Regions from separate parts of the Homo sapiens genome. Here all the other regions are linked to region 3. The links are chromatin loops, found by intact Hi-C in ENCODE. Cell type or tissue: heart right ventricle. All regions are shown on one strand. Links, peaks and the distances in the headings refer to the core of each region. The heading gives the core; the rest is flanking DNA. Region 1 overlaps SMAD4 (SMAD family member 4). Region 2 overlaps ME2 (malic enzyme 2). Region 3 holds the start of ELAC1 (elaC ribonuclease Z 1).

Region 1 (5,133 bases), core at 134-5,133, 83 kb before region 3:
AAAAGGTACTCCTCAGTTTCTTGATAAACCTAGAAGAATAATCACCTAAATACATAAGGCAGGCAAAAACCGAATGGCTGGAAAATGTGTCCAGCTGAGAAAAACAATTATTCGGTCTAAATAGAGACTGAGTATTTAACTATATCTTTTTGTTAATTTCACACTGTGGAGATATGAGTGGGATCTGATAGATATCCAATCCCAGGATCTAGAATTATTGTTAAGCAACATATTCTTTAAAAATGAAGTGTACTGAATGTAATGTCCCCTATAGGTTTAGAACCAAACGGAAAAATTATAAATGAAAAGTCAAACTGAAATTTCCCTCTAGAAACCCAACCCAAATAAGAGTATTTGATTAATATATGGTGTGAGAAAACTCAGTAATCAACATCTTTCACCTATGTGATTACACCTTCATAAGCAAAGCTAGATTCCAGCTGATACAGCATAACATCTTTCCATTAACCAACCAGGAAATAGTTAGCTCTGCTGTATGACAAAAAGAAAACTGAAACTGAACTGCATTAACAATGTTAATTCTCTGCCCAGAACCTTCCCATTTGTTTTTAGGTTATTGTTTTAAGGTTTGCTTTTTACCTTTAGCAACCAATCCTTTATTGCTTCTAAACTAACACTACTCCAGAACTTAACAATCCACTGAACTAACAGTAGGTTCTCTTCTTAAAGCAGTCAATTAGTAGACCACAAAAAGACATTCCCTTTTTCATTAAGAACCAGCATATCATTTCCCTTATCTTTCCCTATGTCAACCTTTGAAAAAAAATCTACTACATGTAAATATCAGTTAAGTTACATGGGTACTTTTTATTAAATTGAGACTAGTTTAAGGCAGTAATAATCATCCATTGTGCAAGTTTCTATGTACAACCTCTTAAAAACCTCTTAAGAAGTATGTTCATGCATCAAAAGTCATGAAGATGATATTCTGAAGACCTATAAATCCCATTCCAAAGTTCCTCTTTAGAAATTTTATGGAAACAAAAAGATAATCAAAAGGATGCGTAACAAATTATGTATCAATAAAAAAAACTGAACACAACCACTCATCAACATTGGCCAAGTTATAAAAATAATAAAAAGAAAAAAATTGTTTGGGGCACAAAATTGGTATGTCTACACTTATTCAGCCTTATATTACACCCTTCAACAAAGTTCAATGATTTTCTTCATATAAATCCTGACATCTCTAATTAATTCCTGGACATCTTAGGTTTTTTTTGTTGTTATAATGACTGGGATCTTTTTACCAACTTACTGGTTTTGCTAGCTGATTTGAGGATACAACTGGTCAACTTGGTACTCACTGCTTTTGCTTTTCAGATGACTCTTCAGTTTAATCAGCAATCATAACATCTTTATGTACCAACTGTATTCTGCTTTTAAACAGTTATGACCCATAAATCTTTCTTGCCCTAAATATGCTGGCTAAACTTCCCAAATGTAAGTTTGAAACTTCTACTGGTCTACAGATCTCTTTAACCCCAGATAATCCATAATAAATGTTTCTCAGGTAAAACTAAAGGTATCAACAAGGATAGAAGTCTGCAATATATTTTTGCCAAGAGAATCAAAGCAAGTTACAAAGCACTATTGTACACTATGATCATATGCATGTTTAAAAAATCATATACTGTAAGTAAAAAACCAAGGTCCAGAACAGTATGCATAGTATACGTTTTGTGTAAGAAAGGAGGTATGTATTTTTTGCATATAGAAACCCTGGAAGGAAACACCAGAAACTAAAAAAAGTGATTACCTGAGGTAGGGGGGAATGGGGGCAGGGGTGGGAGCACTTCTTTTCACTGTATACCTTTTTATAGTATTTTGATTTATGGACCATGTATTGCCTATTCAAAAAAATAAAATTAAAAAAACATATAGTATATATTTTTTAAAGTCCAGAAAAACAGATACCAAACTGTTAAATATTTCTCTTTATGGGCTAGCATTCAACAAATTCATTCACTGAAAAAATATTTCTTGAGCACTTCTGTTCCAGGTACTGTTCTAGTACTTGGGATATATCCATAAACAAAACAAATATCCCTGCTGTCATGGAGTTTGCAGTCTTTTGTAATATTTTTCCATTGTTTAAATATCTAATAGCAAGCACACATTACTCCGGCTCCTCCTAGTTGCCTATTCTTGGGCAAGTTCCTTCACCTCTCCAGGTAGCAGTCCCTTCATCTGTTAAAGTATAAATAATCCCACCTCCCATGTAGAAGTATCATGAGAATGATGACACAATACTCAGAAATCATTTAGCTCAGTCTGACCTGACACACGAGTACCCAGTGTTAGCTATTATTATTTAACCATATTTTTAGAGTAGTTATACATATATATAGTGATTATAAAATGTTCTAAGAGGGCTGGGTGCAGTGGCTCATGCCTGTAATCCCAGCACTTTGGGAGGCTGAGACGGGTGGATCGCCTGAGGTCAGGAGTTCGAGACCAGCCGGCCAACATGGTGAAACCCCATCTCTACTAAAAATACAAACAAAAAAAAATGCTGGGCATGGTGGCGGGCACCTGTAATCCCAGCTACTCAGGAGGCTGAGGCAGGAGAATCGCTTGAACTCGGGAGGCGGAGGTTGCAGTGAGCCGAAATCGCACCATTGTACTCCAGCCTGGGCAACAAGAGCGAAACTCCGTCTCAAAAAAGAAAAAAAAAATGTTCTAAGAGGGTCAAAGAATATATTCTCTATAGGTGACAAAAAAGCTGAAACCACTGGGCCCACCTTAGGTCTGTGTTCTTTATCATCACCAGCAACCAGGACACAGCACCTATCTCATGGTATTATCACTCTCTTATTTACTTTTTCTCTCCTCCACTAGAGTATAAGCTCACTTGAGTAGACAAAACATACCTTATTATCTAAGCATCCCTGGAACCTAACACAGTACCAGGCAATACATGCTTATTAAATACTTGTTAAAATGAATACACAGGTCAACGTGGTCATAGAAAGTTTCATGAAAGGTAAAAGATAGGCTGGAAATGATTACCACAAGACTTTAACTCAAAAATGAAGGAACTGTCCCATTTTCTTAACTTTTAGTTACCTGCTCTTGTATCATTCCTTTGTCCAAATCTAGAAGGAGCTGTGAGAAATACCAGTTGTTTTCTGAGGAAATAAGACACTGAAGACAGCCTTTACAAAACCACCACTAGGGGGATCTACAAGGCTGAATACAGCCCTACAGTCACTATAGAAAGGCTATCAACCCGTACAATCCCATCAATAACAGTGCATCAATAATTTTAGAATAGGGGAGGTGTGTGATGAGCACTCAGAATTTGAACCCCCTCACAAACAGCCCCATAGAGAGATTCAGACACACTTATCATTGCAGTCTCCCAACCTTTAATACCCACTGAGACAAACGTTTTCTCCAAAAACATGGATGGAAAATGGTGAAGATATGAAACGTGTTTACTTTCAAAAAAAAAAAGAAGTGATACAATATCAATGTCTGCGTAGCAAAGAAGCAGAGTTTTCACCAATCTTAAAGCAACCCTTCCCAGACCACCACAACAGCTCCTAATAATAAACCCACACTTGTCAGAAACCTACTAATCACTAACAAGCACCACAAGGCAGTGAGTCTTCCTCCATTACCAGTGATATGGGAGAAAGGTGGAAAAAAAAAAACAAGTAGAATTGCATACTCTTCCTAAATTTTGGTTAAGGTCACCTAGTATTTCTGACCCACCTCTAAAATTCTACAAACAAAAAAGGTGCTAAACTACTACTAACTGCCCTCCAGAACAAGAGCACACCTTTCTAAGATGACAGTGGTTCCTTTTTTTTTTTTTTTTGAGACAGAGTCTCGCTTTGTCAACCAGGCTGGAGTGCAGTGCCACTATCTCGGCTCACTGCAACCTCTGCCTCCCGGGTTCACACCATTCTCCTGCCTCAGCTTCCCAAGTAGCTGGGACTACAGGCACCCACCACCACGTCCGGCTAATTTTGTATGTTTTTAGTAGAGACGGGGTTTCACTGTGTTAGCCAGGATGGTCTCGATCTCCTGACCTCGTGATCCGCCCTCCTCGGCCTCCCAAAGTGCTGCGATTACAGGAGTGAGCCACCGTGCCCAGCCTCCCCCCACTTTTTTTTTTTTTGAGACAGTTTCGCTCGTTGCCCAGGCTGGAGTGCAATGGCGTGATCTCAGCTCACTGCAACCTCCACCTCCCGGGTTCAAGCGATTCTCCTGCCTCAGCCTCCTGAGTAGCTGGGATTACAGGCACCCGCCACCATGCCTGGCTAATTTTTTATATTTTTAGTAAAGACAGGGTTTCACCATGTTGGCCAGGCTGGTGTCAAACTCCTGACCTCAGGTGATCCACCCGCTTAAGCCTCCCAAAGTACTGGGATTACAGGTGTGAACCACCGTGCCTGGCTGACAGTGGTTCTTTATAAGAGTTTCTCTGCAAATTAATTAGTTCTTACAGAAATTTTAGTTTATTAAGTTCTAAGTAACAGAGCTAAAGATTTAATAAAACTCCATTCTCAAATATTACAATAAAAAACAAAAACACCCCCATTCACATTTCATTTTCTCACCTTAAAACACTTTTTCTTTTTAAAAATACAATTAGGTAAGCTGTGATGGGCATATGCTTTAAAGTAGCCTTGATTTATTTACTCAAAATGTAACAAGACTGAAAAAATACAAAAGAGTGCAATTTTAAACCATTCTCAACATTATCATTCATAAAAATGTTAGGCTGAAATGAAGGAAAATTAGAATACTGGTATTTTTAAAGGATATGTTATATGTGATTCCAAATTACCAAATATTCTGGGTATTTAACATCCATTTAAACTGGCTCTGTGAGATTTTCTTCAAAAATAGGTCTTAACTCAAAAAATATTCTTTATATTTGTTTTTGGTGCATTCCTCTATCATATTTTTTTACAGTACTTTAGTTCATAAATTGCAGTTCAAATACAAAGAGCAATAGCCAATTTAAATCCAGTTTTAAATCCAGTTTTAAATGCCCCTAACCTCAAAATCTACATTTCCAAAGCAGTAAGTTATTTTCTTGTTAATGTTACTGCCTGCCGCTCACACAAACTAATTCTAGGTCAACAAAAAAACAGA
Region 2 (11,327 bases), core at 5,123-10,122, 83 kb after region 3:
TAAGATATGTAATAGGATAAAAGATTCTATTTACAATACTAATACAAATTATAAAATACCTAGGAATACACCAACACAGAAACTAACAGACATAAAGAAGTCCTAAATATATGGATAGAAATACCCATTTCTGGATGGGAATAGTCAACAGTAAACATTTCAGTTTCCCCTCAAACAATCCACAGTTCTAAGGCAATTCCAACAAAAATTCCAAGAATATTTACAGAGCTTACATTTTTATTTTTTTAGAGACAAGATCTCATTCTGAGCTCAGGCTAGAGTGCAGTGGCACAATCATAGCTCACTGCAGCCTTGAACTTTATGGAGCTTTAGACTCAGCTTAAATATATATTTGAAAGAGCACATGTGAGAAAATCCAAGAAATTTTGAAAAAGAATAGGTAGAAGGATTTGCCACTACAGTTAGCAAAACCTTTCAAACAGATTAAAGATATTAACATTTTTTCAAAAAGTAAAGCAACTATAAAGAATTACAAGTCCAGGCCGGGTGCAGTGGCTCACCCCTGTAATCCCAGCACTTTGGGAGGCCGAGGCAGGCAGATTGTTTGAGTTCAGCAGTTCGAGACCAGCATGGTCAATATGGTGAAACTCCATCTCTACCAAAAAAAAAAAACCCACACACACAAAAATAAAATTAGCTGGGTGTGGTGGTGTACACCTGTGGTACTAGCTAAGTTGGGAAGACTGGATGAGTCTGCGAGGCAGAGCTGCAGTGAGCCGAGACTGTGCCATTGCACTCCAGCCTGGATGACAGAGTGAGACCCCATCTCAAAAAAAAAAAAAAAAATTATAAGTCCAATTCCAGGTGGGCGTCCTGGTGTCATGGAGTAATGGGTCTGTGACCAATGCCCCCCACAAATTTGTGTGATACTAGAGACACCATACATACACACCATCCTTCACTGTCTATGGCAACAAGAGTCTTCTGCTATCTTAGCCTCTTTGTGGGAGTGAATTCTTTTGGGGATCATGCGGAACCAATTCTGTGCCATTTAAAAAATTCCACTCATGTCTATGGTATTCTAAACCTGCAAAGCTACCTCTGGGACTTTCCATGAAAAAGGCTTATTGGCTTAGGTGCTTATGGAATAAATTAATTGGCTGTATTTATGAGAAAATTTTGCAGAGACCTCTCATCTTTTCAGAGACCTATGAAAAGACACAAAAGGAACAGAGCAAGCAGAATTCAGATTTAAAACAAAGTAAAACTCCTTTGTATGCTCAAACTGCCTGCTTTGGATCCCCTGTGGGATTTATAAAGAAGGCCACTCCACCTTGTAGTCTGGTAGTTCAGATTAACCTTCCTCGGTGTCTCCTCTGACATATTCAAACTCCCTCTTGAAAAAGCTTAAATTCTCTCTATTTGAAATAAGCTAGTTTAAAAATTGTTGGTAAAATAGGAATGTCTCAAAATTGTCAATATTAAATATAATTCAGACATTTTTGCCTTGGGTCTACTGGTTAGATTTACACAGTTTCTTCTACGTATTTTAAGGTCATCAAACTATTGCTCCTGAGATATTTTTAATATTTGTTTGATTTGTCTGAGCTTATGTTTTTGGTTTTGAGCCTTTAAATTCTGCAGTCTACACAGGTGACCATGGTGAGGCCCAGGTACATACGTTTATCTTCAGTACCTGGGCCACCAGCTGCAGGGCAGAGCCAGGCTCAATATGGCCCTGCCCTCCTGGTCCAGCAGTGCCTCCTGGCCATGCTAGAAGGGGTTGGGTCCTCCAGACGTAGTCGTAATAGCTCTGTCCAGAACTCTGTACCTGGTACATAGCAATTAAAATTGCTTCCTACTAGGTTTTATACTGGAAATTAGTAAGAGTCAAAATTGTAATATATGTAATTAAAACAACTAGATATAAAGAAAAACAATGCTTTTACAAGAAAGGCAGGATGCTTTTTGGTGAGGAAGGTTATAAGAAAGACAAAAGATGTGTTTTTTGTTGAAAAAAGGAATTCTGTCTAGTTTAGAGGTTATTTAAAGGTTTCATAATGAAGGAAAAAATGATATAGATAAAACTAAATGGATAAAACAAGTTGGGGAAGAAAAAAACCTGAAATAATTTTGTAAGTAGTTGTAAAAAATTTACGGAAATCTTATGTTGTGTGGTCAAAGCTGACTGAGATTGAATTTGTTTATAAGGTTTTATTAAAATTCACTTTAATAATAATACATTGAGGCCCTGCACAGTGGTGCATGCCTGGAATCCCACCACTTTGGGAGGCTGAGATGGGTGGATCACTTGAGCTCAGGAGTTCGAGACTAGCCTGGGCAACATAGTAAGACCTTGTCTCTACAAAAAGTACAAAAAAAGAAAATAATAATAATATATTGAATTTGGTTTTCTCTTCTGAAGATTTTTGTGTAGTATTAATAAAAAATAACAAAATATTATAGTTTGCCTTTTGAGTAAGCTGCAAAATAGAAGAAACATTCTGTTTGCATCATGCTGTCTTTATTAGGCCTTTTGATTTTTTTTTGGAAAATGGGGTTGCTTTTCTATCAAAGAGTGAGGATTCTTGATTTTTGAAATCTCTTGATTTTTGAAATCACTTCAGCTAAATGAATATTATTTCATTTCATCACAGTGACCTTTGATACTATTTTTGATCAAGTGTTTTAAACCTTTGACATAATTAACAGGCTTCCCCAAATCAAATTTCAAATTCTAAATTACATCTTTTTGACCTTAAACTAACTCTTGGACATTCCAAAAGGGCCTGTGGAAGTCCAAGCGAAACATATTAGGCTTATTGGGCATGTTAAATTATATGGGAAGCATTGCCAAATAAGAATAATGTTTAACCATTTCCTAGAATCCCATTAACATGAACAGGTTAATATGTGTTCCAAAACTGCATGAGATTCCTAGAAATCTGATACGTCTTAGGAAATGTTGTCAGTCATAATTCTAATGTTAAATTGTTATATGTCACAGAAATAACTAAATTTCCTTGTCAAATGTATCATTATTAGGAACGCTTAACAAGTCTTTAACCATGGCCCATTTTTAAGTCTTCTTATCCACAATAAATTGCTTTATTCTAATATGTCTTCAAAAAATCCCCCTTTATTATAAAGGATACAGATGAAGAGCCAGATAAAGAGATGTAGAGGGCAAGGCATTGGGGGCAAGGGGATGCAGGGTTTCCATGCCCTCTCTGGACAGGCCACTCTGCCAGCACCATGTGTTCAGCAACCCAGAAGCTCAGCAAATCTTGTCGTTCAAAAGTTTTATAGAGCTTAATGTCCAGCACCCCCTTCCCCAAAGCTCATGGATAGGGCTGAAAGTTCTAACCCTCTAATCACTTGGTCTTTCTAGTGATCAGCCATACCCTGAGGCTGCCTAGGGGCTCTACCCTAAGTCACCTCAGGTGACTAGCATACACTCAGGTGTGATCAAAAGGGGATCATTATGACAAAAAACACTCCTATCATGGGGGGGAGGGAATTAATGGATAAAAATATACAACTTGACAGAAGGAATAAGACCTAGTGTTAGATCAGTAAGGTGAATATAGTTTATAACAATCTACTGTACATTTAAAAATAGCTAAAAGAGAAGAACTGGAATGTTTCTAGTATAAATACAAATATTGAAAGTGATGGATATCCAGAATACACTGGCTTGATCTTTACAAATTATATGAATATATTAAATTATCACACGTACCCTGAAACTATGTACATCTATTATGCATCAGTTTAAAAAAAATTTTTTTTAAAGACACTCTTATCATTCAGGAAATCCAAGGGTTTGAGGAGCTCTGTGACAGAATCAGGAAGATCAATATATTTAGTATAATACCACACTATTTAATACATTGTTATGACCCTGATACCCTTTATAGAGCTTCCTTCCTAAAGCATTAGAGTATGTATCATATTACCAAGTACATAAACCTAAATAGTGCTTTATTCTAATTAGATGTACACACTTAGATTTTCCTTGAATCACAATTATAGTTATCACGAGTCTTAGACATCACCTAGTTTAAATATCTTAATTTAAATGAAAAAAAAATAAAGCCCAGAAACAGAAATGGACATGTCCAATATCACTCAGCTTACCAGTCGTAGTCCAGGGTTTTTATTTTGTTTTCCCTTCCTGTTCCAAAATTTTCAGCCTCTAAGCCTTTGGTTCTGTTGTTTTTGTTTCATAAATGTATTCCCTCCCATTCCTTTCTAAATCCCATTTTTCAAGACAAAATTTCATTTCGTATATTTTCATTTTTTTTTTTTTTTTTGAGACAGGGTCTTGCTCTGTTGCCTAGGCTAGAGTGCAGTGGCATGATCACAGCTCACTGCAGCCTCGACCTCGGGGGCTCAAGCAATCCTCCCACCTCAGCCTCTCAAGTAGCTGGGATGACAGGCATGTGCCATCATGCCCAGCTAATTTTTGTAGTTTTTTTTGTAGAGAAAGAGTTTCACCATTTTGCACAGGGTGGTCTCCAACTTCTGGGCTCAAGTGATCTGCCAGCCTCAACCTCCCAAAGTGTTATGATTACAGGCGTGAGCCACTGAGCCTGGCCTCATTTCTTAATTAAGCAATTTATCCACCACCTAACTTCTTATATAGCTCTTTAGTTATCTATTTCTGATATTCCATCTTTTCACTTCAATTATTTTATGTCTATATTTCTATTTGGTTCTGTTTTATGGTCACCAGTTCATGCTTCATAACTTTAAATTCTGGCTTCATTAAATATTTATTTTAAAGATCTTTTCTAATGTCTTTAGTGCCTGGATATAAATTTTCAGTCTCTTTCATGGCATAATTTTTGTCTATAAGCTCACTTTGCAATCTTTGATGGTGGTCCCATACACGTTGTGTGTTGTGGAAACCAACCCTTGGAGGCAGTTTTAAGTTTGCCTCTATATGAGATCCTGAGAGTTTACAAGCTAAAACTAGTTTCTACATTAGTTTCTGTGTTAGATGGTTACATACCTCAGGTAGAATTCCAAAGCCAAATTCAAACAAGTTGAGGTTTAGGATTCTACTTATGGTGTGGGATGGATGGTTTAATTCTCGTCTCAACCTCAGTGAGGATACAGTCTTCATTTATGGAGAGAAAAGTGTTTCCCCATTCTCAGCTTCCCAAAATATGTCTAGTTTTGATTCTGAAGGTTGAACAGGCCTTGGGAACTCAGTTTCCGTCTCCTGGCAAGCAATAAACACTTCAGATCCTAAGTAGTATTCATGTACTGTGTTTGTTCCCTGTCTACCCATGGAACATTTGTCTTCAATCAAGCTCACTGCTATAGGTTCTTTCTTCACTCCTGCATGTGGAGATTTCTCTCTTGCTTTCAAACTTGGCTCTGTGTTGTTTCAATTTTACTTACCATCTCTGTGTTTTTAGAGCAAGAAAGGGAGATTTCAACATGTGACTAATCGATCACTTTAAACTGGAAGTTGATTCAGTTTAAACATATATTATACTTATTTACTCATCTATTGAGCACCTACGTCAGGGCCGGAATGAGGCCTAGGGTTAGTATTGCTCTCATATTCTTACTTAACACTACAGGAATCCATGTCTTTTTAGCTGCTGTGAAACTTACACCATCAGATTTGGTTTTCTTTTTTCTTTTTGCGACAGAGTCTTGCCGTCACACAGGCTGGAGTGCAGTGGCACGATCTCAGCTCACTGCAGCCTCCGTCTCCTGGATTCAGTGATTCTCCTGCCTCAGCCTCCTGAGTAGCTGGGACTATAGGCATGCACCACCATGCCCGGCTAATTTTTTGTATTTTTGGTAGAGACGGGGTCTCTCTATGTTGCCCAGGCTGGTCTCAAACTCCTGGCCTCAATTGATCTGTCAGTCTTGGCCTCCCAAAGTGCTGAGATTACAGGTGTGAGCCACTGCATCCAGCCAGATTTGGTTTTCTCTAGGTAAACATCAAAAGCATTAAACAGAATCTATTAAATCACCACCATGCAGTATTCTCTTAATGTTCTATTACCAGTAAGTTATAAAGTCCTAAATAAAGCTCTCCTTTGTGCTTTTTAAAAGAAATATGAACATGAACAAAACCAAGAAAAAGAACTTGGCCAGGTGCAGTGGCTCACGCCTGTAATCCCAACACTTTGGGAGGCTGAGGTGAGCGGATCACTTGAGGTCAGGAGTTCAAGACCAGCCTAGCCAACATGGTGAAACCCCATCTCTCCTAAAAATACAAAAATTAGCTGGGCAGGGTGGTACGTGCTTGTAATCCCAGCTACTCAGGAGGCTGAGGCATGAGAATCTCTTGAACCTGGGAGGTGAAGGTTACAGTGAGCCGAGATCATGCCACTGCACTCCAGCCTGGGCAACGGAGTGAGACTCCATCTCAAAAAAAAAAAAAAATCTAACTTACCCTTTCTCAATTTTAAATTAAAAAATAGACACATACCTGTATAGGCTTCCCAAGTTTTCCTTTTTTTTTAAATTTTAAATTTGTGTGGGTATATAGTATAAATATATACACACACACACATATATATAGAACCAGCATTGTGTACTTATGAATTGTCTTCACTATCTGAATCTAATAATGGATATCTATTAAATGTGTACAATCTAAAAGAAGAAACAGTGGTAGAGCCTGCTTTGAGCAAACTCCATTGATTTTATTTTTAAGAGAGAGAATTTGCTATATAAGAGAATTCTTCACTGGACTTCTTTAAATAGCAAGATTTTTCAGGCTATTTTTAAATTTTAAGTTACTCAAATTTGACTTTTATACATCTTTTCAGGATTATCTTGCATAAAAGCTCCATGTCACTTTATTTCCATTTATTATTATACTGCAGAAAGTACCAGCAGTTGGCTCTAAAAGTACAAATTATATATACATGTTTCTACACTTTTAAAAATTATTAATCAGTATCATATGAATAATAATGTTAATTATAGCAGCACAGTGTTAAAAATATATATATATACCAAGTAGCTTTCTCCCCAGAATCCCCAACATGGTGACAAAAGTATTATTAACAAAATTGGGATGGTTGATACTCTGCTAAGTGATGAAAAAAAACCATTTAAATTTTATAAATTGTCATTTAAAAAAAGTTTTATATATTTTTTTTTTTAGAGACAGTATCTCACTCTGTCACTCAGGCTGGAATACAGTTGTATAATCACAGCTAACTGCAGTCTTGAACTCCTGGGCTCAAGTGATTCACCTGCTTTAGCCTCCCAAGTAGTTGAGACTACAGGTACAAGCCACTGTGCCCGGCTAATTTTAATATTTTGTACAGCTGGCGTTTGCTATGTTGCCCAGGCTGGTCTTGAACTCTTGGCCTCAAGCAATCGTCCGATCTCAGCCTGTGAGTTGCTGGGATTAGAGGCATGAGCCATCACACCCAGCTAAAAAGAAGTTCTAAAAGAATTCATCATATGTTTATGTGGCTCTTCCAGGAGAGATAGCATTATTTACTACAGTTAAAACTTTGGGCCTGGCGTGGTGGCTCATGCCTGAAATCCCAGCACTTTGGGAGGCTGAGGCAGGCAGATCACCTGAGACCAGGAGTTCGGGATCAGACTGGCCAACATGGCAAAACCCTGTCTCTACTAAAAACACAAAAAATTAGCTGGGTGTGGTGACCGGCGCCTGCAATCCCAGCTACTCGGGAGACTGAGGTGGGAGAATTGCTTGAACCCGAGAGGCGGCGGCTGCAGTGAGCCGAGATTGCACCACTGCACTGCAGCCTGGGCAACAAGAGCGAAACTCCGTTTCAGACACACACACACACACACACACACACAAACACACACAAACTTTGGTGATTAGTACTGCAAGGTAGGCAAATCTAAAATGGTATGGAATACATTTTATTTTGAATCAAAGGCAATCCCCAAAAAATACATTTTGGAATCAGTAGTTAAGATCAGGTTGCTGATATACGAAATCTTCTATTTTCAACTCCTAGTTAAAATCTTGCTCCTATCAAATAATGAATTTGGGCCTGGCGCAGTGGCTCACGCCTGTAATCCCAGCCCTTTGGGAGGCCGAGGCAGGTGGAACATGACGTCAAGATTTCAAAGCTATCCTGATCAACATGGTGAAACCCAGTCTCTACTAAAAGTACAAAAATTAGCCGGGCATGGTGGTGCGTGCCTGTAGTCCCAGCTACTCGGGAGGCTGAAGCAGGAGAATTGCTTGAACTCAGGAGGCAGAGGTTGCAGTGAGCTGAGATCACGCCACTGCACTCTAGCCTTATGACAGATTGAGGCTCTGTCTCAAAATAAACAAATAAATAAAATAATGAATTTGGCTTGTATATAAAGATAACACCACCTCTCAAATCTACCTCATAGAAAACTGTGATGATTAAATGAGAGAATATATGCAAAAGAGTATTATAATTAAAGATAAAACATATATTATTCAAACTATTAGATAATTTTATTAGCAAGTGATAGAGTAAAATAAAATATAAAAGTAATTTTAATAGTGTCTTTAGTAGGCATAATTAAAAAAAAACTTAAGGAAAAAAACAATCTTTGCCGAAATTGGAACTTAGAACACTTACAGACAGAAACAGACAGGTGGGCTTAATATCTGCTGGAGACAAGACAGAACGAGGAAAACACACACCTAACTCCTTATGTTACACAAAGATGACAGAAGGAGAACTATAGGAGTGAGTGAAGTAAAAACAGGAAATAAAAGAAGGTGGGGATTCGAATTTTGAATGACTAAGTAAAATCAAGCTATTTACTGGAGAGTTTCTTTTTTTGTTTTTTAGACAGAGTCTTGCTCTGTCACCCAGGCTGGAGTGTAATGGCACAATCTTGGCTCACTGCAACCTCCACCTCCTAGGTCAAGCAATTCTCCTGCCTCAGCCTCCCGAGTAGCTAGCACTACAGGTGCCCACCACCATGCCCGTTTACTTTTTTGTATTTTTAGTAGAGATGGGGTTTCACCATATTGGCCAGGCTGGTCTCAAACTCCTGATCTCAGGTGATCCGCCCGCCTCGGCCTCCCAAAGTGCTGGGATTACAGGTGTGAGCCACCACACCCAGCAGGAGAGTTTCTTGAATACTGGAATATGCCCGTGGTTTCTTGCCCTGGTATGGTCACTGCCTTGCCCCTTCCATGAGTAAGCACAGACAAAAGAACTACCTCAAACAGGGAAGCAGTGGAACTCACCCTCTGGGTGGTATTTACAAACTGGACTGGGACTAAAGCTGTTAAGACATTGGCTGCTGGAGACTATTCTCCCTGGCCCCCTACCTGGAGGGAGAAGGAAATAGTCAACACCTGAGAAAGACTGTTCACAGGAGACCAAAACCCTAGACACTGTTCACTAGAAAGAGCTCATGACAGGGCAACAAGCACAGGCTTTGCTGTCAGACAGACTGGAGAGTGAATCTGGACTGGACTCAGCTAATTACCAGTTCAGAATCAGTTGTGTCACCCAGGCATTCCTGAATGATCTCTGAATTGGTGTTAGTTTAGGACATGTTTTTGACTGGTCTATGACCAAAGGAGGAAAAACTAACACAATGTAATATAGTTTTTCATAATATTAAATTTATTCTGTTTTTATGTTGTAACTATGACCTTCCTACCTTTGTGGTGGTAAAAATGTCCCTTTTTTAAGGAAAGGATCAGGACAGTAGATTGCAGTAGTTTTTTTGTTTGTTTTTTTGAGATAGAGTCTCAAAAATCACTGTCGCCCAGGCTGGAGTACAGTGGTGTGATCTCAGCTCACTGCAACCTCTGACTTCCAGGTTCAAGCGATTCTCCTGCCTCAGCCTACTGAGTAGCTGGGATTATAGGTGTGTGCTACCATGCCCAGCAAATTTTTGTATTTTTAGTAGAGACGGGGTTTCACCATGTTGGGCAGGCTGGTCTCGAACTCCTGACCTCAAGTGATCCATCCACCTCTGGCTCCCAAAGTGCTGGGATTACAGACATGAACCAATGTGCCTGACCAGATTGCAGTAGTGTTTAAGAAGATTCTCAACCTTGACAGAAATAAAAGTTGGAGATCTTACGTCTGGTCCCAATTGTCCCCCACACATAACAGTTTTTTACTTGTTGGCAAAGTCCAAAAGTCTGGAAGCCATTGACTTAGATGTTTCATTTTTCTCATCAATAAAGTGGGGGAGGGGAAACTTGCAGAATTCTGTGTAGTAATGTTGATATATACATATTATTAATAGTGTCAAGCCTTTAGAGCTTTACAATAGCATCACTATAAAGAGCTTGACTACTTGATTTCAAAGTTTGCTTTAAAAAACCCATACGAAATAGTCTAGCAGAGTGGTCAAAGGGCAAGTTCTGGAGTCAAACTGCCTGGATTTAAATCCCGTGGCGAACACCTGTAATCCCCAGCACTTTGGGAGGCCAAGGTGGGTGGGTTGCTTGAGCTCAAGAGTTCCAGGTCAGCCCGGGCAACATGACAAAACCCCATCTCTACAAAAAATTTAAAAACTAGCTGGGGGTAGTGGCACACACCTGCAGTCCTGGCTACTTCAGAGGCTGAGGCAGGAGGATGGCTTGAGCATGGGAGGTTGAGGTTGCAGTGAACCATAACAGCACCACTGCACTCTAGCCTAGGTAAAAGTGAGACCCTCTCTCAAAAACAAAAACAAAACAAAATAAATCCTGGCTTTGCCATTTGCTAGCTCTGTGATGCTGAGTAAATCACAACCTCCCCAATTTGCATTTTCTCATCAGTAAAATGGGAACGTTAAACTACAAGACCTATTTAATAGGCTATTTTAAGATTTAAATTAGATAATTCATTAAGATGCTTATCACAATGCCCTCTAGGTGCTCTAGAAAGGCTAGTTATCATAAGCATTACTATTAGTAGTTGTAGACTAAGGTGGTCACAAGGTGCCTTCTAAATGCCTGCTTGTTTCTGCATCAACATCTTTTAATGATCAAATTAATATAAGAGGCTATAAGGATAATCATGATTAACATTTATTCAAAATATTTCAAATCAAATCTCAAAGTCAAGAATGAGAATCTGGATGGTATACAAATACAGGCAACATCAAATGTCATCCTAAACAAGTATATACAGAATATATTTTTTATCACTTTTGAAATTTGTACATATTGATCAAAGGAGGTACAATATGCCACCATAAAATCAAAATCGTAACTTTCAAATAAAATAGTTAATTTCTAATAAAAGTTATCTTTTTATAAAGTCAATGTAATTTTTATTTAGTGTGAATTTTGTCCTGTAATATTAATCCTTAGTAAATATAGGTTTTAATGTTATTTGTGTTTTAAAATACGGCTAGTTCACCGGGCATGGTGGCTCACTCCTGTAATCCCAGCACTTTGG
Region 3 (11,327 bases), core at 2,924-7,923:
TGAACATATACCGCATTAATGCAAGATGTTAATAAGGGGAAACTGAGGGGTGAGGGATAAGAGAGTATATGGGAACACTCTGTACTTTCTACTTACTAATTTTTTTAAAAAAAATCCTTCTAATAAACACTAAACAACAACAACTCTAGTTGAGATACAGGGCAAGAGATGGTATTTAATGATACTCACCATATGGTGTCTCTGATGCCCATAATGATCAGCCCTTTCCCTTTCTCTGAACAATCATAACAGTAATGCTCTATTATGCTCTATAGTCATGCTGATATTTCACAATAATGCTGAACAAATGTCTCACTCCCTACATGACATGGTCCATGACTCACGAGGACTTGGGACTCTGCTATTTTAAGTGATCAGCAACAACCTGTTGAATGTGCAGGTTTATTCCAACTCCTGGCACTATTCCTTTCACTATTTCTAGGTACATCTGACATCACTGATATACTTCTGAGATGGAATATATGTATCAAACAGAATATATTAGAATGAACTGAAATTTATACATAACTGATTATAGATTATCCACATTGATGGCAGGGAAGAAAACAAAGAAGCTTAAGAAAAACTACTGTAAGAGAATTTGACTGACAGCTAGATATAAAATATACAAAAACTTCAGTAACTCTTCTCAGTCTTAGCAATAACAAGATAAAAACAGAAATGGGGGAAAAACCCATTCTAAGAGCAAAAACAAAATTACCAGAAATAAAGTTAGCAGGAAAGGAACAGCACCCAAAAGATTCACACGAATAAAAGATACACATTATGTCCCTGATAGGATGACTTGATATCACAGAGATGTTCATCCTTCCTAAGCTAATGTAGATGTATTTGGTGGAAATTCTATCAGACTTCCAGTGGGATTTATTTTGGAACAGAAACAATCCAAAAATCATATGGAAGGAAAAATAAATGTCTGAGAAGGGATGAGAAAATTCCAAAAAGCAGTGAGTGGTGACCTGCTTTTCTAGGTATTAACATTTACTACAGCAATCTGACATAATTAAAACAGAATAGGCCGGGCACGGTGGCTCATGCCTGTTATCCCAGCACTTTGGGAGGCTGAGGAGGGTGGATCACCTAAGGTCAGGAGTTTGAGAGCAGCCTGGCCAAGATGGTGAAACCCTGTCTCTACTAAAAATACAAAAATTAGTCGTGCATGCTGGCGCACACCTGTAGTCCCAGCTACTTCAGGAGGCTGAGGCAGCAGAATTGCTTGAACCTGGGAGGCGGCAGTCATAGTGAGCCAAGATTGCACAATTGCACTCCAGCCTGGGTGACACAGTAAGACTCTGTCTCAACAAATACATACATACATACATACATACAAACAATAATATTGGCACAAAAATAGAGGTAAAAGGGAAGGGAAAGTTCAGAAATAAACCAGCTACCTATCGGAATCAATACAGTATATAACAAAGGTGTAAAAAGTGTGGTTTCTTTAATGAATGGCACTGACATAATTGGCTATTCTAGCAGAGAAAAAAGCAAAGAAAGATGCTCACTTTGCATTGTATATAAAAATACACTTCACGTAGTTAAGAAATTTAAATGTAAAAAATCCAATAACGTGTTCAAAAAAATTAGGAGAATGTTTATACATTTAACTGTGGAGATGGGAAGCCCTTATTGGCAAGACATAAAATCCAGAAACTTTAAAAACAGACATTTTCACTAAATAAAATCTTTTATATATATTGAGACTCATAAAGTCAAAGGACAAGAAAAAAAACCTGAAAAAAAAAAGTTTGGACCCCCTTATGACAGGGGGTTAATGCTCCTAAAAAAAAAAAGTTTATGCAAATGCATTCAAAATACAAAAATACTTGTGCAACAGAAAAACAGGCAAAGGATATATATATATATATATATATATATATATACACACACACACACACATATATACATATATATACATATATACACATATATATACATAAATATGTATATATATGAATCACAGAAGAAATCCAAATGGCCTATAAGCATGAAAAGGGTTCAAACAACTATCGTGTATCTATTTAAAAAATTTAAGTTAATAAATAAAAGATAAGGGTTCAGTCTCCAGGTAGTTAGTGGAATGCAAAATAAAGAACAAAGAGGCTGGGTATGGTAGCTCATGCCTGCAATCCCAGCATTTTGGGAGGCTGGGGTGGGAGGATCACTTGAGCCCAGGAGTTTGAGACCAGCCTAGGCAACATAGTGAGACACTGTCTCTACAAAAAAATTAAAAAACAAAAATCAGCTGGACATGGAGGCATGTGCTTATAGTCCCAGCTTTTCAGGAGGCCAAGGCAGGAGGATCATTGGAACCTGGAAGGTTAAGGCTGCAGTGAGCTGTGATTTCACTGCTGCACTCCAGCCTGCTTGACAGAACAAGACCCACTCTCACAACAAACAAAAAGAGAGACCATTTACCACACATCAGCTGGCAGGCAAATATCAATAGAGCAATGCTAGTCAGTGCTAACCAGGATGACGGTAAATGGCTACTGTCACAAACTAATGGTGACAAAGTTATGAATTGCGATTAGGCTTTCGGAGAATAATTTGGAATATATATTACCAGTAATAATGATGCTGTTGATAATTATATGCTTTCACCCAGTAATCCCATTTTTGGTAATCTACCCAAATAATAAAGAGCTATGTAAAATGACGTGTATTGTGTTGCTCTCAAGATGGCTAAAATATGAAAGCAATCTAAAAATGTCAATAGGAAAATGGCTGAATATTTTATTGTACATTTGTGCTATTATTTAGTCTATCAACTATTTATTCTGCAGCTAATAGAGTCTTCTGTAACTACTGTTGTGGAGGGATGACAAGGAGAAAAGTTACAGATGGCTATGGTATGATCTCGTTTTTATAACAATACCCCAAACCCCTACATTTATGTAAGACAGAGAAAGTCTGATGTGGGAGAGGATACACACCATCCTGTTAATATGGGTTATCTCAGGGGTAATTAAAGTGATGGGGTGGGGGCTGTGCGGGGGGTTAACTTTTCTTTTAAATTTATTGCATTATGTTTCAATGAGTGGCATTTTATTTTTTTTAAATTTATATTTACTTAATGCTGATGATTTTTTTTTTTTTTTGGAAATGTGTCATATGGCCAAACATGCTTCTCTAACTACACACTACCTAGTCTTCCCTTCCATTTTGGGAAACAGCCCCTCCCCATATTTCCTGCCCCCAACCCTCATACATAAGGTGGTGCATCTCTACCTTAAGCATAGCGTTGAGGTTATTGCTAACATCCCTTTCATGTGTTACTCTACATTATCACCTCCAAGATCAAGTCTTCCTCTGCTAAGAAAGGAGCTTTATTTGCAGAGGCTTCCTTATTGATTTGCAAGATAGGTAAGAATAAACAGAATGCAGAAAGTTAACATTTGTAAAGGCAAATTAACTGCAGAAGGAATAATAGAATATAATCACTTTGTCATCCCTAACAAATAATGGATTTAGATCAGTAGTACATAACCCCGGGGGCATATTAGAATCACCTGGAGAGCTTTTAAAACATATCAGTGAAGGTCAGGTACGGTGGCTCCTGCTTGTAAACTCAGCACTTTGGCAGGCTGAGGTGGCAGGATGGCTTGAGGCCAGGAATTCAAGAGCAGCCTGGGGAACATGGCAAGACTCTGTCTCTATAAAAAAATTAGCCAGGCATGGTGGCATACACCTGTAGTCCCAAACAAAACAAAAAACCCTATCAATAATTGGGCTCCATCCCAGAACATTTAGATAGGAAATTCTGCAAGTGAGACATGTTTTAGTATTAAAAAGTAAATAAATAAAATAAAAAGCCTTCTCCTGTGATCCTAACATGGAGTCCGATTTGAGAATCACTTAGTGAAAGGCTAACAGAGAACTGCAATGTATGGATCAGGTTGACCTAAACTCACTACTCAACTAATCAATCTTTTTAAAAAAAGTTTTATTCTGAAAAACTTCAGACACATACAGAAGTAGAGATTAGCATAATGCAATGCCATACACCCATCATTGAACTTCAACAACTGTTAACTCATAGGCAATCATGTTTCATCTATACACACCACCCCCATTACTCCAAGAATACTTGATAAGACAAACGGTGTGCTGTCTGATGGGAGTACCCCATTAGGCAGCACGCATTGTCTAGCTGTCTCTCTTTCTGACGTTAACAGCCGCTAGTGATCATTGCCAGGATCCATTATTTCATTAGGGGTTGCCAAAAGGTGATATTCTCTCATTTCTTTTGCATGTATTTGCTGGCATTCCCTGGTCAATTGTTACCCTACGGTGCTACTTGTACATAAAAGGTCCACAAAGAGAGGCAAGATGCTATCTAACTCCTGGTATGATACAATGTGAAAAACACAGTAATCCCCCATTAAGTTCTCTTGCCAAAAAATCGAACCTGACCTGAACAAGTCTGCAGGTCTAAATACCTGCTTATTAAAGGATACCAGAGATGGAAAAAGCAAAATCCTGGTTGTAGAAAACGTGAACCGTACAAATGACTTGTTCAAGTAAAATACAGGGAACAAAATAAAGAGCAAGAGAAAAAGATTAAGAGAGATCTAAGAGACATCAACCAAATATAACGTGTGTAGATTGTTTGGATACTGATTTGGACAAACTGGGTAAGAGGAAAGAGACAACTAGGAAAATGTAAATGCTGACTGGATAGTAGAGGGTAAAATGAAGTGCTAAGTACACTGATAATGGCTTTATGTTTTAAAAAGGTGTTATTGTGTTTTATAAACATGAACAAGGTAACAGATGGAATGGTACATTTCAGATTTGCTTCAAAATACTACAGTGGGGGAGAGGGTAACAGATGAAACAGAATTGATCATGAATTGGGAGTTCAGTTACTATTCAATTTTCATATATGACTTGAAGGTTTCCATAATAATTTTAAAACAAATATAATGAAAACCCTCCAAATAGGTCGGGAAGTAATCAGAAATTATTTAATCAATGGTGCATGTTTTGGGACATGCACCATTCTAGGCACTAGGAATTAAATGCGAGCAAACCAGATTAGGTCCCTGTCTTCTTGGAAAAAAAACAAAACAAAAACCCAGCTGCTTGCTTTCTCAAGACTGTGATCCACGTTCGGCGAAGTGCATATTCCAGTCGTGATCACAGTACTGTCATTTCACTCTGGGCCCGTGGATCTCGGTCCTGGCCGCAGATCACAATTCCCCGGTGATGATGGGGCATCAGCATTTGGAGGCTTCCCAAGCGATTCTACTGGTTGCCGGGTTGAGAACCGGCGCTCCTTCGTTTTCAGGCAGGCAGTGTCAACCCTGCAATCACCCTGTGGTGTGCCTAGGGCAGATATCGCTGTCCTCCATCTTAGAGCTGAAAGAACCGAGGCCGGGCGGCAGAGAGTAAGAGGCCAAGGCACAGGCAGGGCCAGAGGCCAGATTTCCGGCCTCCAGAGAGCCCAGGCTCCCCCACGAGACCGTGTTGGCCTCGAAAAAGGCTGGGTGGGCGGCGGCGCCGGGCGGCCGAGGCTCCGGCCCGCCGAGACTCCGGCCCGGGGCGGTGAACGAGGCGCGTCCTCGCTCCCGGGCGCTCCCCAGGCTTAGGTCCCCAGCGCCGGGCCGTGCCTGATCGAGCCGGCGAGTCCCGAGGAAGCGCGCCCGCCCCCCTCTGGTATGCCCTACCGCACTCACCCTCTCCCCGAGGCCCGCGCCAGGAGCCGAGGGAGGCGCAGGCCCGCACCCTGGCCCAGCTGTCCGCGGGGCTACAATGCGCCCGGGCGGAAGTGCGCCGCCGGCCGGGTCCCGCGCGGCCGCTCTAGGATGCGAGGGAGGTCCGCGCTCGGTGGCGCCCGCGCGGGACCTGGCTCTGGGCGCGCTTCCGGGCTCCCCCCGGGCCGCGAGGGCAGTGATTGAGTTTCCCTCTTTCCCAGGTCGCTGTGTGTCAGGTGGTAGCTATCGCCCTGAGGACCAGAGCGGGATAAACCAAAAGGGAAAAAGTTACTCTTCTTTTGTTTTCCGTGTAATATTTTCCACATAAGAGTGTTCTTCCTGATGTTTTGCTCATACATATGTGTCATTTTTGGTCTTTGGTTGGGATGAATCTTTACTGTCTTTCATCCACTAAGATCCTTTGCCTGACCATGCACCTTCATAAAGCCCCGTCCATATTCCATTTTCCTACTCTAGGTTGGAATATTTGCTTAACATCTGAAGCTGATTGTGCCATACTCACTCCAAGCCTTGGTGTTCTCTTAGGTAGCGGACGTGGGATTGAAAAACCCAGGCTGGCTGTATACAGAACGGGCACGTGGCGATTACAGACCACAGGGAAAAACTCCTTCAGTTTGAATAACAACTTTTAAAAAAAGTATTTCAAGCTCCTGTGTACTGCCAGATGCACTGATTTCGTGCTCAGCGTACTTGAGGTGGTCAAAATATCCAGCAGCTGGCCGGGCGCCGTGGCTCACACCTGTAATCCCATCACTTTGGGAGGCCAAGACGAGCGGATTGCCTGAGCTCAGGAGTTCGAGACCAACCTGGCCAACATGGCAAACCTCGTCTCTACTAAAAATACAAAAAAAAAAAAAAATTAGCCGGTCATGGTGGCACACGCCTGTAGTCCCAGCTACTCGGGAGGCTGAGGCATGAGAATCGCTTGAACCCAGGAGGTGCAGGTTGCGGTGAGCCAAGATCGCACCACTGCATTCCAGCCTGGGCGACAGAGCGAGACTCTGTTAAAAAAAAAAAAAAAAAAAAAAAAAAAAATCCAGCAGCTTCAAAATAGGAATCGGAGTGGTGTTTCTTGAAACTACCAGGACAGAGAGACTGCCACTTGTTTAAAAATCATTAACTCATCTACTTCTACTTATTGGGCTCTTTTAACCTTTATTCCAGTATTAATGGAGCTCTGACTTTGTGGATAGTATTATTTTTGGGGCTGAGAGATTTTAAAAATTTGTCATGGTCCCTGGTTTTGGGTTTTTGTTTGTTTGTTTGTTTGTGACAGGGTCTCACTCTATCACCCAGGTTGGAGCGCAGTGGCGCGATCTCAGCTCACTGCAACCTCTTCCTCCTGGACTCAACCAATCCTCCCACCTCGGCCTCCCAAGTATCAGTAGCTGGGACTACAGGACTACAACCTCCCAAGTAGCTGGCACTACAGGCAAGCCACCACACCCAGCTATTTTTTTTTTTTTTTTTTTGTAAAGATGGGGTTTCACTGTGTTGCCCAGGCTGGTGTGAAACTCCTGAGGTCAAGCGATCCACCCGCCTCAGTGTCCCAAAGTGCTGGGATTACAGGCGCGAGCCACCGTGCCCTGCCGGTCCCTGGTTTTAAGGAGCCTACACTCAGTCAGGAAACAATCCACTTAAAAGGATATGGAAAAAGGGAGATCACTAGCTAAGAGATGAGTGAGGAAGAGGTAGGATTTGAGCTGAATCTTGTAGGATGATGACACTTGAATTAATGTGGAAATAAAAAAAATAAAATGGACTTGGTCAAGTGGGGTCTAAATTAACAAAGCATTGAACACTGGAACTTGGACTTATCTCTCCTGACACTTGCCTAGCTAAAAGTTCCTTAAGAAGACACATAGCATTCTACAGCTTGGTCTTGATCACAATCAGCGAGGACAACAGTCCCCAACCTTTTTGGCACCAGGTACCAGTTTCATGGAAGATAACTTTTCCTTGGGAGCAGGGGGTGGGCATAGAGTTTTGGGATGAAACTGTTCCATCTCAGATCATCAGGCATTAGTTAGATTCTCATAAGAAGCATGCAACCCAGATCCCTCCCATGTGCAGTTCACAATAGGGGTCACAGGTCTATGAGAATCTGATGCCCCAGCTGACCTGACAGGAGGCAGAGCTCAGGCAATAATGCTTGCTGGCCTGCCGCTCACCTTCTGCTGTGTGGCCCAGTTCCTAACAGGCCACAGACCTTACTGGTTTGCAGCCCAGGGGTTTAAGACTCCTGAGCTAGGGATCTCCCAGAGCAGTATTCTCCATAGACCTGGCTAGGACTTATTTCTGCCCATCCATCAAAGCTTCCTACTCCCTTCTCAGAGGTTATCACACTTTTAGAGAATAGTGGATAGAACTGTTTGTTCATTTAAAAAATTTTCTATCATGGGAAATTTCAAACATATAAAAGTTGAGAAAATTATGAATGAACCTTTACATACAATCATCACTAAACTTCAACAGTTAGCAACATCTGATCCATCTTGTTACACCTATAATTCCTCTGTATTAGTCCATTTGCATTGCTATAAAAAAATACCTGAGACTGGGTAATTTATAAAGAAAAGAGGTTTATTTTGGCCCCCAGTTTTACAGGCTGTACAGAAAGTGGCTGCCGGCATCTGCTTCTGGTGAGGGCCTCAGGAAGTTTACAATCATGGCAAGGTAAAGAGGGAGCAGGCATGTCACATACTGAGGCAGCGAGGAGGAGGGGCAAGGCTTCTTTTAAGTAACCAGCTCCCCAGTGAACTAATAGAGTGAGAACTCAGTCATCACCAAGGGCATGGCACTAAGACATTCATGAGGGATGCACCCCCATGATCTGACACCTCCCTCTAGGCCCCACCTCCAACACTGGGGATCACATTTCAACATGAGATTTGGAGAGGACAACCATCCACAGTATCACCGTCTCTCTCCAAAGGCAACAACAACAACAAAAACAAAACCCTGGATTATTTTTTAGCAAATTCCAGGCAAAATATCATTTTATTCATAAATACCTCTATGAACATTTAAGGACCCTTTAAAAAAATCTCATCACAATATAATGATGGTCAGCATTGTAGTATGTAAATATATATAAAAGATAAGGACTTTAAGAATAGAACCATAATATCATTATATTATAAAAATAAGAAAATAATTCCTTAATATCATCAAATATGCAGTGACTGTTCAAATTTCCTAATTCTCTTATAACTTTTTAAATTTTTAAATTTTTTTATTTTTATGGGTCCATGGTAAGTATATGTATTTATGAGGTACATGAAATATTTTGATACAGGCATACAATGGGTAATAATCACATCAGGGTAAATGGGATTTTCCCCTGTTCTGTGATGTTTTGTCATTACTTTCTTTTCTTTCTTTCTTTTTTTTTTTTTTTTTTTTTTTTGAGACAAAGTCTCGCTCTTGTCCCCCAATCTGGAGTGCAGTGGCACAATCTCGGCTCACTGTAACCTCTGCCTCCTGGGTTCAAGTGACTTTCCTGCCTCAACCTCCCAAGTAGCTGGGATTACAGGTGCGTACCACCATACCGAGCTAATTTTTTTGTACTCTAAGTAGAGACAAGGTTTCACCGTGTTGGCCAGGCTGGTCTTGAACTCCTGACCTCAGGTGATCCACCCGCCTCGGCCTCCCAAAGTGCTGGGATTACAGGCGTGAGCCACCACGTCTGGCCGTCATTACTTTCAATGTCAAAAACCAGTTACTTTTGCAGCAACCTAATAATTTACATTCCCACCAACAGTGTATAAGGGTTCCTCTTTCTGCACATCCTTGCCAGCATTCATTATTGTCTTTCTTTGGGATAGAAGCAATTTGAACTGGGGTTAGATGATATCTTATTGTAGTTTTAATTTGCATTTCTCTGATGATCAATGATGTTGACCACCTTTTTATAGACCTCTTGACCATCTGTATGTCTTCTTTTGAGAGAAGTCCTATTAAGACTTTTAGCTCATTTTTAATTGATTAGATTTTTTCCTGTAGAGTTGTTGAGTTCCTTATAAATTCTGGTTATTAATCCTCTGTCAGATGGGTAGTTTGCAAATATTTTCTCCCACTCTGTGGGTTCCTCTTCACTTTGTTGGTTGTTTCCTTTGCTGTGCCAGAAACTTTTTAACTTGATGTGATCTCATTTGTCCATTTTTGCTCTGGTCGCCTGTACTTTTTGGGTATTACTCAAGAACTCTTTGTCCAGATCATTGTCCTGGAGAGTGTCCTCAGTGTTTTCTTTTAGTAGTTTCCCTAGTTCTATGTTGGGAGCTGAAAAGGCCAAAGGTATCATGACCAACTCAGCATTCCACTGGAGGCTATATGATCAAACAGCAAACTGTTTATCATGAATGCAGGATGTGGGCAAACTCACACTGTGCCTGCCACCAGAAGGTTTGCTGAGGGTGGTCACTGCCTGGCACCGGGCTCCTTGAGGTTATCTACTGGGACATCTAGAGCCTATTGTTCGAGGAATGCAGTTTTGCAAGCCCACTGTGGACCGAGCACCTGACCTTTTCTGCCACCCCACTTCTCACTATCTCTTTTACCAATAAATACGAAGGGCTGTAGAAAGTCTGGGTCCTTGTCCACTAGAAGCAAGGTGCCCCCGACCCCTTCTTCCAAACATACTTGTTTGTCTTTGTCTTTATTTGTCTTTGTCTTTATTCCCGCATTCACTCTCTTTGTTCAGTCCACCAGGGATCGAGGTCGGTAACAGTTCTAGGTCTTGAATTTAAGAACACAGTTTCAGTGTTATAATATTCTGCATTTGTCTGTGTACTTACTGTTACCAGTGAGTTTCCTACCTTCAGATGATATCTTTTTTTTTTTTATTTTTTGAGACAGGGTTTCACTCCCATTGCCCAGGCTGGAGTGTAATGGTGCTATCTCGGCTCACTGCTCTGCCTCCTGGGCTCAAGCGATTCTCCTGCCTCAGCTTCCCAAGTAGCTGGGACTACAGCTGCACACCACCACACCCAGCTAATTTTTGTATTTTTTGTAGAGACAGGGATTCACCATGTTGCCCAGGCTGGTCTCGAACTCCTGGGCTCAACCTCCCACCTCAGCCTCCCAAAGTGTTAGGATTACAGGTGTGAACCACCATGCCTGGCCCAGATGATATGTTATTGCTTGTTAACATCCTTTTCTTTCAGATTGAAGAATTCCCTTTAGCATTTCTTTTAGGACAGGTGCAGTGTTGACAAAATTCCTCAGCTTTTGTTTTTCTGGAAAAATCTTTATTTCTCCTTCATTTTTGAATATTTTCATTGGATACAATATTCTAGGATAAAAGCATTTTTCCTTCAGCACTTTAAATACATCATGCAATTCTCTCCTGGTCTGTAAGTTTTCCACAGAGAAATCTCCTGCCAGACATATTGGAGTTCTTTTATATGTTATTCTATTCATTTCAAGGAAGGAAGGAAGGAAGGAAAGAAAGAAGGACTCACTAGAGGGGCCCTACAGTTTATTTTAACTAACAGAAGAAATAATTAGCAAATTCGAAGCTGGGTCAACAGAAATTATGCAATCTAAAGAATAAAGAGAAAAAAGAATGAAGAAAGATAAATA

What was found. A loop is a pair of places that touch in the nucleus more often than their neighbours do. Peaks named below come from ENCODE experiments on the same cell type or tissue, not always from the same donor. Only the 100,000 strongest peaks of a DNase experiment are listed, where the experiment ranks them.
Region 1: it touches region 3 in a loop (4-fold over the local background); 24 of 110 quality-filtered maps call a loop at or near these places.
Region 2: a loop joins it to region 3, with 2.2 times the contacts of the local background. A loop is called at or near these places in 50 of 110 quality-filtered maps.

What each region holds. Positions count from the first base shown.
Region 1 is chr18:51,049,373-51,054,505 of GRCh38, reverse strand. The region is part of intron 4 of SMAD4 (SMAD family member 4); the gene reads right to left. Among named protein-coding and RNA genes, the nearest start is that of SMAD4, 22 kb to the right of the region's middle. In heart right ventricle, for the core only: CTCF peaks have their summits at 2,983 and 3,182 (motif pointing right); no DNase peak of the experiment used is centred there.
Region 2 is chr18:50,881,295-50,892,621 of GRCh38, reverse strand. All of the region lies in intron 1 of ME2 (malic enzyme 2), which reads right to left. Among named protein-coding and RNA genes, the nearest start is that of ME2, 7.8 kb to the right of the region's middle. In heart right ventricle, for the core only: no CTCF peak of the experiment used is centred there; no DNase peak of the experiment used is centred there.
Region 3 is chr18:50,962,493-50,973,819 of GRCh38, reverse strand. ELAC1 (elaC ribonuclease Z 1) reads right to left here and starts at 5,780. Exons shown (of 4, transcript NM_018696.3): 1 at 5,706-5,780. RefSeq lists a silencer at 5,453-5,942 and an enhancer at 6,093-6,152. In heart right ventricle, for the core only: a CTCF peak has its summit at 5,693 (motif pointing left); DNase peaks (open chromatin) are centred at 5,339 and 5,809; H3K4me3 peaks cover 2,343 bases; H3K27ac peaks cover 2,852 bases.